Linked DNA regions of Homo sapiens: region 2 is linked to region 1. A link is a contact called in ENCODE Hi-C data. All regions are on one chromosome and are shown on one strand. Each heading gives the region's core, a stretch centred on a gene start or an enhancer-like site at or near the end of the contact. The rest is flanking DNA. Distances are from core to core; before and after follow the strand shown.

Region 1 (6,496 bases), core at 2,683-5,182:
ATCGATACCTTCTATCATGAGAAAAACATGCCCCAGGGAGCTGCTGCCTCTCTGGCATGGGCCCCAGCATGAGACACATGGAGAAGACCTGTGCTTCACCCACGGGCAGAAGCAGATATCAAAGGCTGTTAATTCAGGAGGTAAAGCAGACACTCATTACTCACTGGGTTTCAGACATCAAGAACAGCCCAACAGGTACACTTTTCTACCTATTGTTCTGGCCTCCAAGTATAGGAAATTATGTATATGGTTGAGCATTAAGAGTCTCAGAGCACAGAAGTCCTTATTTTCAGTGAGGTATTTTATATGTCCCTGGCACACTAAATACTTATTAAATAAATCAGCAACTAGAAGAAGTATTGCTATATAGTTCTTTTGGAAAAACATCTCCCCAAAGTTGTGAATGTTTAAGAAAAGGCACGTTAAAATGACAAACAAATTACTTAAAGTAGCATGAAACTGTAAGAAAGGAAACATAATATTTACTTCTAAAGAAACATATGTCAAAGTGAATCGAGAGGCTTCTAAACCTGCATTGAAATAAACATTCAAAGATGGCAGATTTAAAAAAATGTGGATCAGAAAGACATTCCAGAATCAAAAGCCACCAGCTGCTACAAGTGTGAAAATGAAACCTCTGGAGGGACTGTTGCCTCCTGCTCCATGTGGCTGTGGCATGTGATGCCTATAGCAGCTACTGAACTGATATTTGTGCCCACCACCCAGTCTGGGTAGAGCAGGTGTCTCACTGGCACAGTGCAGACGAGCTTGACATCAGAAAAACTTACCAGAAGTAGGTCTTTGCCTAGTTCATCGATATCTGTTACAAACTTCTCAATTGGTTGGGCAGATTTTGAATGAAAAGCCTGCCTGGGAAGGGCAACATCTCTAGGCCAGTCTTCTTCTCCTGGGAGTCCAATCACGCTACAAAAGAACCACACATGGACATAAGCATTAGCTACTATGCAGAAGCTGTTTTCTCATCAATTTCCAGAGAAAGGCAAAATCTAAGGGGGAGACATGGGGGGCAGAGTCCCAGGAGACCTTCACTTTATCACTGGCAGGGTCTCTGTTTATCTCTGTCCTACTGCAATATGGTGGCCATGGGGGAGAGGGTAATCTCACAGAAGAATTGTAAAATTCAGTGGGAGGAGATAAGAGATTGCTCTGGTAGCAGACACTAAATGTAAGGGATGATGTAGAAATAGAAAATATATTACCAGGCAGTAAGCTCTGACTTAGTGACAAAGCAGGACTTATTGTATTCAGAGGAGACCCATACTGGTACATATCTTCCTTTATGTCCAAGAATGCTTTTTGTGTTTTGATCGAACACCCCAGTATTGACATGATTTTATGATGCTCATCCAACATGGTTTATTAACATATCAATTTGGTTGCATTTTTGGTTAAAGAGCAATTCCCTACATATTAAATATATACATTAGAATCAGAAGGAAAAATGAGGCTAAAACGTGCTAGTCCTGCATTATACAAACATGATTTTATAAAAGGAAGTCTGTGGTATTCCAAAGTGAGCAAACAGTAAATTAAAAGACTATTATTTATATTTCCCCTGAAAACCATTCTGGGATCAGAAATGTGGAAAGAACAGCAAGTGATAAGCACAGGCTTCGGAAATAGGCAGATTTGGGTTCAAATCCTGCACCTGCCACTTACTGGCAGGTAAGGACAAATTACTTAACATCTATGACCCTTAGTGTCTTTATGTATACAATGATAATAACTTACAGTTGTAATGAGGATCAGTTATACTTTATTTGAATTTATAGTAATATATAAATTTATAATTTAAAGTACAAAGCACAGCACCTGATATACATCACACACAGTCAATTATCAATCAATACACTGCCTACTATTATTATAATTAGAAAATGTTATTAATACAAGATGCATAGGAAATACATCACTACCACACTTAAAATATGAACTGCTTGTATCTATGTATAACTTAAGATTCTTTAAAAAATTAATGGGTCAATGGACTTACATAACTTATACATTGTATAGATATTATTTATAGTTTACATATAGGTCGTAAGTAGGTTTGAACAGAGAAAATCAGAGGATGCAGGGACTTCTTTCTCACACAGACTGTATAACTCTGAACCAAAAATAAAATCATAGTTTAGTGGACGGGGTACATAGCTATTCAAATACTGGAACAAATAATTTTAACTACAGTTAGAAATTGTGCTGGCCCACATTAGGGTCTTCTGCTTGGCCTCTACTTGTTGGGACTAAGGCCCAGGAAGAGGTGTTCTTATGAATGTACTTCCAGATTTCAGGAAGATGTGGTACAGGTCTCAAGATCTGTAGCACTTCATTTCCCCTTCCCTCACCTACACGGAGCCCAGGCCATAGACTTCAGCTGGGAAGATAACCCTGTCATCATGGCTTCTCTGCCTGGGTGTCTGGGGAAGACACTGTAATTCGGCCTCTATCAGGCATACTGAGAGAGCTACATTATTGAGGCAAAGACAGATTCATGGACATATTTACTAGAAGCAATAAATAGAAATGACAATGAGCAATATATAGATTTGTTCAATAGTACAGCCTACAATAGAAGTAAAAAGAAAAAAACCAAAAATACCACTATTAATTATGAAAAGAAATGCACGTGTAAGTGTCTGGATACAATGGGACAGGGCAGAGGAGGGAATGAAAAATGCTTGTTAGAGAGCTTTAAAAATTTCCTTTCATTCCTTTTTAGTTGTCAGGTCTATGTGTATCAATATTTTTGTGTATATTCACCAGTCAGCTAGAAATTGATTATATTAATAACTCCTAGAAATATTTAAAATCTTTTTTATTTGTGGCTTTGAATGTATCTACATCTAATTACATCTTGCAAGTATATGATCAACTGAATGCCAAAAGCCTTCAGAGGAACAGCACATCTCTGTTTGTATGTGTGTACATATACAAATAACTTTATATAATTTTATATAAAATTTTAAACAAACACATAACTATATATATAAAACTTTAAGTCTATCACCTCCTCTGATTCCTGTAATAATTTCCTAAGACATGTAAGTCAGGTGTTATTAGTCTCATTTTATAGATGGGGAAATTGAGAATGAGGAATAAAATGAACTGCCAAAGTCACAGATAGCAAGCTCAGTCACAGAGTCCAGAGTGAGTTCCGTTCTCTCTATTCCAATATTTTATTTCCATTTAGCTATGACATCATTCTTAAAAATGCTCTAAGATGTCACAGGCTAAAACTATTGTTTCACTTTTAATACTTGCTATTACTTGAAGGCTTAAATCTTCCTAAACACAGAAATGTTTTTCCCTTTAAGAGTATGTGAACATGGACCAGGTGGGGTGGCTGTAATCCCAGCAGTTTGGAAGGCCGAGGCAAGTGGACCACTTGACCCCAGGAGTTCAAGACCAGCCTGGGCAACATGGTGAAACTCCATCTCTATAAAAAATATAAAAATTAGCTGGTTGTGGTGCCCTGTGCCTGTAGTCCCAGCTACTTGGGAGGCTTAGATAGGAGGATTACTTGAGCTCGGAAGGCCAAGGCTTCAGTGAGCCAAGATCGCACCACTGTACTCCAGCCTGGACAACAGGGCAAGACCTTGTCTCCAAAGAAAAAAATAAAAAAGAGTATGTGAATATGGCTTTCCTTAAAAAAAATTTGGTTTCATGTCCAGAATGAACTTTTATGGCCCAAATATGTGTTGTGAAATTCTGATAGGTCCATTAAAAATGCTTGCACTTAATTCCACTATTTGGACTGCTGAATATAAGCCTTAAAAGTTGACATTTATATTGGCAAGCCCAACAGGGCACAAAATCTATAAATGGCAGTGATGGAGGAGACAGAAATATTTTTTCAAGTACTTCAGCAGTGACGCTAGGGTGCAGCATTGTCCCTTTTCTCTGGCAAGGTAATGCATTCAGAGGAAACAGAACATAATTTTGATGACACAATGCCAGAAACCACAAAGTAAAATCTAAAGGCACAAACCATAGAACTCTACAGCTTCTTTGCTGTTGGCAACCTACGATTGTCAGGACTTTGCCAAAAGCAGAACTGGCTTTTCTTTGGAAGCAGGTCAAACATGCCGGTCAAATGTTCCTTCTGGTCCATTTCACTGGCCTCATGTACTAAGGGGGCACTAACAATGTTAACAAGATTGCAGACATCAGTGCTGGAGGTAGACACAACTGTCAGGTAGTATAAATAAGGGAAAGAAGGTGATGGCTTTCAAGTCCTGGCAAGCTGACTTTAGTCAAGATTCTCTTTCCTTTTAACAGAAGGTCATCAGTATGTCTGCTTTCCCTAGTTTCCTCTTTATGATCACATGCACACAAAATATATTCAACAGTCATGGGGAAAAATAGATGGGAGTTCATCGAGTGATTAAATAACTTGCCATTCAGAAGCAGGGGTAACATGAAGGCTTTGTGTTGAATTTATCCACTGTACAGAGTGGTCAGTAGTAGGAGCAGTAGCATCACCTGCCCTGGACCCAGGAAGCCCCCAGGCATAAAAAACTAGCAAATGTTATTCAGGCCTTAAAGCTACTATGTTCTGACTCAGCAGTAGCACTGGCATTAACAGAAGTCTAGCTGCTTCTAGTCACTAAAAGAACAAAATCAGGTTCCAGTTTTATTAACTGTTTTAAGCAGTCACGCTTGAGTAGACAGTGCTGATATGAAAATCTGTTCTTTAGGGGTGGTTTTTTTTTTTTTTTCAGTCTTACAGACTTCGAATTTCATAAAAATCACTGGGATTCCTATAAAATGTCACAGACCAAAGATCAGGGCTATTTTTGGTCTAGAACTCCCACTTTTTTCCTACTCCACTCCAATTTGGATGGGCCTTTCAAACACAAAAAACCAAAAAAGGATGCCACACTGCATGCTTTGTCAGAAGAAGTGCCCCAGTTACATTCTAGAAACATGAATGCATACATGCATGAACATGCAGACATGAATGAAACTATGTAAATCATCAAGGAGCGATGTAACTGAAACCAAAGAATTTGAGCACAAGAAAGGATCTTATAGAGAATTTAAGTCAGAGTTTCATTTCTCAGATGAAGTTAAGGAAATAAAAGGTTAAATAATTAATGATGAACTCTAATAGTAACAGTAATAGATAACTTTTTAAAGTGCTTACTATGTGCCAGGCACTGTGTAAGCCCTTCACGAGGTGTTTTAAATGACTTTCTCAAAGTTGCAGAGTTATTTTGCCAAAGACTTAGGGTTCTCATTTTCTATTTTGGTGCTCCAAAGAAAAATGAGATGTGTAGCATACCATCCTTCGCCCAGGAAAACAAAACAAAACAACGCAGAACCAACCTGGGTGACCAAGGATACTCAGTGGGGACAGGAAGCTCACTGGACAAGGATGGGTACTTGGTCACCAGGCATCCCATCTCTGATGGTGGGTGCTTTTGAAATGACCACAAGCAGAAAATGTATTTGAACTAAAAGAACTGGAGCTCAGCCACACGAAGAAAGAGGAGCAGCAAAAAGATCCACACAAGCAACATACAAGCTTCCAGAGCAGAGCAGTTAGGGCTCTGCATAAAACGGCACTTCTACCATGTCTCCACTCACCACACAAATAGTAACACTGTCTGCAGCAGCTGCTTGAAGTAAGAAAGACAAGAGATAAACACATGATATGCATGTCAGAGGAAAGTCACTGTAAATGTTTTAATGCTATGGACACTGGTGTAAAATTATAATTATTACTTACTCCAAGATTTTTCCTAGTTGATCAACATCTGAACTTCCACGAAAAAGAGGCCTAAAAGAATAAAGATACATTTTAAATAAGAAATGTTCTCAGATTACATTTCAATCATATTTGCCATTATCATTGTTTCACAGGAAGCAAAATATTCTTTATGGGTTGGGAAGAAGTAAAAAAAATTGAGACATTTTTCCTTTGGTAAGTGAAGGTTTTCCCTGCATTTCATGTATGGGTTAGGATCTCTCATGAATACCTGGTGGTAGATGAATTCCATGTTTTACAATCACGGGCATTCTGTTTGCAGTCATTCTTACAACAGTGCTACCGTCAAATTCAGTTCCAGGTTTCAAAGATCTGCTTAACTTCGTGATAAGGTGGAACATACCACCATCCTAGTCTCGAACCATAAATAGGTGAGATTCTTTGATATTTCTCAGAGCACTTTTTCCATACTACTCTGCTATCAGAGTACTTCCTCATGGGTCTCTCTCCTTTCATTTGTCCTCAATGCTGCAGTGAACCACCTCTGGGTCTATTTTTCTAATTATACCACTTTTCTTCCTCCCAATATTATGGCAGCTAACCATTACAAGTTCTAAATCTTAACTCTGGGCTTTAGAGGCAATTGTGTCTGCTTCAAACACACAGCCTTCCTTGTCTACATTGAGCATTTAACTGGCAATTAAAAAAGGTCATTTTGTGACATTTCTGGCATTTCTCCAAGAAGATCAAGTAGCCCCTTGAGGG
Region 2 (6,514 bases), core at 1,652-4,151, 530 kb after region 1:
GATAATTTGCAAGAGTCACGTTCTGGAAAGCAGCTATGAGGAAGCAGAGCTGTAGGCAGAACAGACTTGGTCCTTGTTCAGTTTGCCGGAGGATATACTTGTTGAGAACGTATTGCATAAAACAATGATATCACAACCAATTAAAATGCAATAGACTGGACTGCTGCTGAGGAAATGTTTATGAAACAGATTTTCCCCCCAACTTTCTACTATGAAAATGTTTGAACATACAGAAAATTTGAAAGAATAGTGAAAAGAATACCCTTCTCCTAGGTAGCATCTCTTTGTGTACTTACTTCTAAGAAAATAAATAAAACTCAAAAAGTATGTGACAGGTACACTTTATCTCTCTTCCAGCATTCCACATTCAATGTGGAGCAAATCCTATGGGGTGTATCTTCAAAATATACCCAGCATTTGACTACCTGACACCACTACCACCTGGTCCAAGCCTTCCTCATCTCTTTCCTGGATTATAGGAATAGCTTCCTTGCCAGGTTCCCTCTTGCTGTTATTGATCTCTTCAGGGACTTCTCAAAAAAGCAGCCGGAATGACCCTGTTAAAATGTAAACATCATATCAATGTTGTGTCCAACCCTGTCTGTGGCTTTCCATCTGACAAGGCCTCACACAATCTGGTACCCTGCTAATCCTCTGATATTAGGTCTTTTATTTTTCCCTCTAAATCTGGCCCAGTCCCCTGACCTCCTCGTTGCTTCCTGAAGGAAGCACCTGCCCCTGTTTCCAGCCACTACACTTGTTTTCCCTTCCTGGAATGTCCCTGGATACCAGCAGGGCTCACTCTTTCACTTTGTTGAGATCTTTTGTCAAATGTCACCTTCTCAGCAAGGCACTGTTTGGCCAGCCTACTGAAAACTTTATCCCACCTCCCAACATTTCCTATCCCTCTTCTGGCTTCATTTTTTATCTACTTAGGACTTACAAGCAGCAAATATTTTATATATTTTAACCTATTTATTTTCTGTCCAACCCATTATTCTATGCACTCCATAAGGACAAATTTCTTTACATTTTGTTCATTATCTGGCATTGCCTAGCACATAATAGCTTCTTAACAAAAATCTGTTAAATGAGTAACACATTTTCTTAGAGTAGTTAAAAGTAATGAATATTTGAAAGGCCTTGAGCTACCAGTGTCTGTGGGTCAAAGGACTTCCTCATTTTCCTAGGGAAATTATTTCGCTTGGCTGGAACTCCAGGTAGAAATCTGGGGAAATCTCTTTACTGTGCTACCCGTTAGGCCAGAATGAACTCCAGCTTCTATCATCTGGTCACAAATAATGAAAAGGAAGTTTTTTTTTCAAAAGGAAAGCAAAACAAATGAATATATTTTCTCCTGCAGTTTTTGTAGATACCCTAGTTACAGACTACACCTTACCAACTTTCTGCTGTGTCACTCACAGTCACCGAATGAGGCCATTTCTCACACAGCGTTTTCCCTGGAGGAGGTCCCTTTTGACTCTAGGTCCCCAGTGTCTTAAGACCTTTGCTGTTTTCACCCTCTGCCTTTGCTGGGAAGCTGCTCTTCTGGCAAGGGGCTTACACTTTCCACAGACACAGTCTGCTCGGGTGAGATGCAATACCTTCTTTTAGCTGGTGTCCTCTTTCAGAAATTTAACCAGCCAGTCTCTCTCTGGAAATGCTAAAGATGGAAAAAACAGACTCCAGATTTTTTCTTTCGTTTTAGCCAGTACAATTTTAAGAGCATCTGGATGTATGCTGTTGGAACTAAGTAACAATCAAAATGACCATGATTAGTGTGGACAAATTTTGTGATTGCCTTGACTTAAGTCTTGGCTTTCTAGGGGCCCTCAGTGTCCTGTTTTGAAACAATTGTGAAGACAAATATTATCTTTAGCAACGTTGGTTATTGACAAAGGAGTTGCAGGTTGGCATCCTCAACACTTCAGTTTTCTCTCTTTGATGCTCAGCAAGAATTTCCAAGTCAGCAAACTCTCAGGGACAAGCCCACCCCATCTTTGAGAGACCCTCAGCAACACCGCTGATATCCATGCCCTAGGGAGGTGTTCTGCTCTGCAGGATTCTTAGAACTGATGTAGGGGAAACACACTTCAGAATCTGGCTGTAGCCCAGGAGAGCTACCCACACCCTCCTTGCATAGTCTGGCAGACAGAAGCCACACAAGCAAGTTAGTTTCGTTTTCCTGAAGAACACTTTGCATTTTTTTTCTTAGTTTTCAACCAGATTGCTGGATAAGATGTATGTGAATGAAATACTTTAATAGAATAATATTTAGCCTCTGCAGAGTATTAACTTTGATAAAATGTAAAAGTTTTAATAACATCTTACGTTATGAAGACAGAATTTTGTGTAATTACACAAGATCACACGTTCCTTTAGAATCTTCAGTGCTTAAATTCCTGACCCTGTTTGCATCGTTTCTCTATCCTCTTTTCCAAAGCCTGCCTGCCACAATCAGAAACCCTCCCACTATCCTAATTACACTTAATGGTATGTTTCTTTTTAGAAGAGCACTTACAAAGTTATTATCAGTTAAATATACTGACATGTATTTAATCCATTGATTTTTCTAATTACTCTAGTATTTTTATAAGTAATCGTTTATGTACAAACATATATTTATATAAAAAGTACAGCTGAAGTTTTAAAAAATAGCTGTCGCCTCAAAAGCATAACAAATAAAGGTTTAATGATTCAGTTTACTTACCAGGATTTTCCTGAAAATGTCATCGTTTTATATCAGAAACTTGAAACAGGCCATTTGAACTTTTGCTGTCTCATTCCTCTTCTGATGGCTAGGAGACATGAAGTGTAAGGATCCTTTTTTAAAAACTGAGGCATTAAATTGTGAAGTCTTCTGTTCTCCCAGTACTCTGACTTTCTGAGGGTGTGTCAGAGTGCCAGTTGAGAAGCAGGAGGAAGTTGAAGTATAGACAGTTTCAGTTTTGCTTTAGAACATTCTTTTTTCTTGAGTTTAGAAGGATCTGAAATGTTTTTTAATCAATAACATTACCAAAAATATCAATAAATTTGAATCACTGCTTAGAAACTGTTTACCAGGCAGATTTTTAAGTTATAAGAGTTAAGGAATAAGGAAACAACAAACAAACAAACAAAAAAACCCAGTGACCCAAAAAACTACCTACAGGACAAAGAGAATGGAAATACCAGGGAGAAAATTAATATGTCAGTGCAATCTAAGTTCCTGTTACTGGTTGAATTGTGTCCCCCAAACATTCATATGTTAAAGTCCTAATCCTCACTCCCTCCAAATGTAACTGTATTTGGAGATAAGGTCTTTCAGGAGATAATTAAGTTAAAATGAGGTCATTAGAGTGTCTGTAATTGAATCTGACTGTGTCCTTGTAAGAAGACGAGATTGGGACACAGACACATACAGAGGGAAGACCATGTGAAGACACAAAGAAAAGATGGCCATCTACAAGCCAAGGAGAGAGACATCAGAAGAAACCAACCCTGATAATGTCAGAGACATTCGAACCAGAGTGACTCCATTTTGAATGAGGGCTACGAAAATGAGGCTGAGACTTGCTGGGCTGCCTTCTCAGAAAGGTAGGCATTCCTAGCCTCTAGATGTTTATGATTAAGGGAGCAAATTAATAATATTTACTAAGCAGACCGTGACTTGGGAGTGTCCAGATATCCCAATATCTGGAGAACAGAGGCATTCTTAATTTTGCTTTAAAGAAAATAATATTGATTCTTGCAAAATACACTAATTAAGAAAATTAATTCTTTATCAGAAACCCTTGTAGCAAAACACATCTCTCCATATATACAAGCATTGTACCTAGGGTGGATGTGTTCCTCCTCTTACTTTCGGGAACGTCCTACTCTGTCTGTGGAGTAGCTGTCCTTTTACCACTGTACTTTCTTAATAAACTTGCTTTTACTTTGCACTGTGGACTCGCCCTGAATTCTTTCTTGCATGAGCTCCAAGAACCCTCTCTAGGGGTCTGGATTGGAACCCTGGTCCTGTAACATTTCTGGCAACCATGAGGGACCGATACTGAAGAACCTCCCCACCAACCCAAAGGAAATGGACTATAGCACTGATTGGATGACTTTGGGTAAGTGGTGGGGTACCCGGGTAAAGAATGGGATTGGGTTAGAGGCCCAACTTAGGGGAATTAGAGTCTCTCCGAAGACAGGGTGAATTAGAGACCCCTGTTAATAAAAGGCAAAGATGCTTGACTGACCTCGGATTAGAGGACCAACTTAAAAGGTTTAGAGTTCCTTCTAAGATTTAGGGGGTTAGAGGGCCCTCTCAGTAAAGTCCCTCTCTGCTAAAAAAGGGTTTGGCACTGCAGGCTATGCACTTTGTATTAATCTGCCTTGTCCTCCTTGCTGCATAAATCAATTTCTTGGTTGCTGTCTGTGTTTCACTGTCATTTTCGGGAGACTTTATCTAAATGGTCTTAGGGATTTTAACTTACTCTTTTCCTATGTGCCTCCTGATTTCCATGTGTCTGCTCTTGAAACATTGGGAACAAAAAGCATTGACGGCTCCGTCTTTAAAATTGCTGATTGAGATTTGGTATTCAACAGCTATGAGCAATAAAATTAGATTATGTTTTGTTGCTGCTATGCCGACTAGGTGTGATCGAGAAGCACTAGGATGGAAATCAGGGGACTCTGATGTTTTGTTTCACTTTGCACACTAAAAACACTTCTTTCCTTTCTTGCATTCAGGCAAACCGGCTTTGCTTGTTCAATCCACACTGTCTCTATTGCCCAGAACCTGCTTGCTCTGGTCATTCCCATCTAAATCCTCTTCATTTCCCTTGCCTTATTCAACATTTTTGTCAAAGTCCATGTTGTGGTTTATCTAAGATTCATGACTCAGCTCACTTATGTTATTTGGATAATGTGAATCATGTTTGATGAGAGGAAAAGAGGAAAAAAAGCTAGACATACTAGATGATCCTTTAATGCAAGCAACCTTGGTTCAGCAGGCAGTTTTGGGTGGAGCAGAACCTCCTTCTGTCAGCTCTGAAGGTTCAGATGTGTCTGTCCTTTCTCCCTCTATCCCCTTGGAGAACCCTTTGTCCCATCCTCCTTACCCATCTAGCCCCACTCTATACCCACCACTCCCTGAGGAACTTAGCCTGGTGAGTACTACCCCTAGTGGAGCCTCCTATCAACCTCCAAAGGGAAACCTTTGTCCACTTAGAGAGGTGGCAAATGGGGAAGAAGGCACTGTGAGAGTACATGTTCCCTTTTTTTTTTTTTGTCTGATTTGACTCTATGTAAAGAGAAGTTTGGTGATTTCTCTGAAGACCCAGGAAGATTCATAGATTAATTTGAGAAATTAATTCTGACCTATAGTTAACTTGGCAGGATCTCCATGTTTTGTTGTCTCTGTGTTGTACAGTGGAAGAGAAACAATGCATTTTGGGGACAGCTAGGGCTCATGCAGATGAGGCATTGGCTAACAACCCAAACCATAATACATATCAGGCAGGAGGTAGAGCAGTTCCAGATCAAGATCCAGAGTGGAACTATCAAAGGGGCAGTGACAACTTGGGGAGGAGCGATCATATGGTCACTTGTTTGTTGGAAGGGATGAAGAAATGTATGAAAAAGCCTGTTAACTATGAAAAATTAAGGAAGTTTCTCAGGACAAAGATGAGAATCCAGCTTTGTTTCAAGGGCATTTAGTTGAGGCAATTAGGAAATATACTAACACTGATCCTGCTTCAAGGGAAGGACAAACCCTTTTGAGAGTACATTTTATAACCCAGTCTGCCCTTGATATCCATAGGAAACTAGAAAAAGCAGCTATGGGTCCCCAAACTCCCATATGGAACAGCTTTTGGATATGGTATTTTTAGTTTTCAATAACAGGGACAAAGCAGAGGAAGCAGAAGGAGTAAGAAGGACCTCCCACAAGGTGCAGCTCTTGGCTGCAGACTTAAGCTTACCTCCCACATGGGGTTGCCCTCCTGGTTCTTGGCCTGAACAAGGGAAGCTGAAAGGTGGGAAGTCAGAGTCACCTTGCCTTGGGCATTAATCAGTGTGCACACTGTAAGAAAACTGGCCTTTGGAAGAGGGATTGCCCAGTGCTCTGAAGGGAGCCATTGGCACCTGAAGCAATGATGGCTGAAATAGCCAGGCAAACCCAAGAGTGACGGGGTCTGAGACTTTCCAGCACAGCTCCCATCAGACAACTAGTTATTATCTCTGGAGAAGCCTTGGGTAACCCTTGACGTGGCAGGTAAGAACATTAACTTCCTTCTGGGTTGCTTATTCTGTTTTGACCCATTATAATGGGTCTCTGTCACCCCAGAACTGTATGGCCATGGGGATAGATGACAAGCCCATAGATGCCATTTTACCTATCCTTTAAGCTGCTCTTCAGGGACCTTGCTTTTCTCCTGAATGCCCCACCCCTTGTTGGGAAGGGATTTGTTAACTCAGCTGCGAAGAGTACTATCTTTTGGAAATCATAAGGCAGACTGAAATTGCTCCTTCTTCTTTCCTGTGAGTA

What was found. Hi-C counts contacts between places; a loop is a spot of excess contacts on that map. Pooled maps may share reads with other maps.
Region 2: a pooled map shows a loop between it and region 1 (4-fold over the local background). The contact joins the promoter of SAMD9L here to the enhancer-like site in region 1. A Hi-C loop is called at or near these places in 1 of 168 maps with a recorded cell type or tissue (endothelial cell of umbilical vein), 7 of 37 single-sample maps with no recorded cell type and 10 of 50 pooled maps.

What each region holds. Positions count from the first base shown.
Region 1 is chr7:92,617,284-92,623,779 of GRCh38, forward strand. It overlaps CDK6 (cyclin dependent kinase 6), which reads right to left. Exons shown (of 8, transcript NM_001145306.2): 6 at 5,753-5,803; 7 at 789-924. Among named protein-coding and RNA genes, the nearest start is that of FAM133B, 30 kb to the left of the region's middle. Within about 2 kb of position 3,933, at least 5 of the 41 ENCODE cell types and tissues checked have a DNase peak (open chromatin) inside an H3K27ac peak, as active enhancers do.
Region 2 is chr7:93,145,484-93,151,997 of GRCh38, forward strand. SAMD9L (sterile alpha motif domain containing 9 like) reads right to left here and starts at 2,902. Exons shown (of 5, transcript NM_152703.5): 1 at 2,711-2,902; 2 at 1,400-1,663; 3 at 1-557. RefSeq lists an enhancer at 2,102-2,201.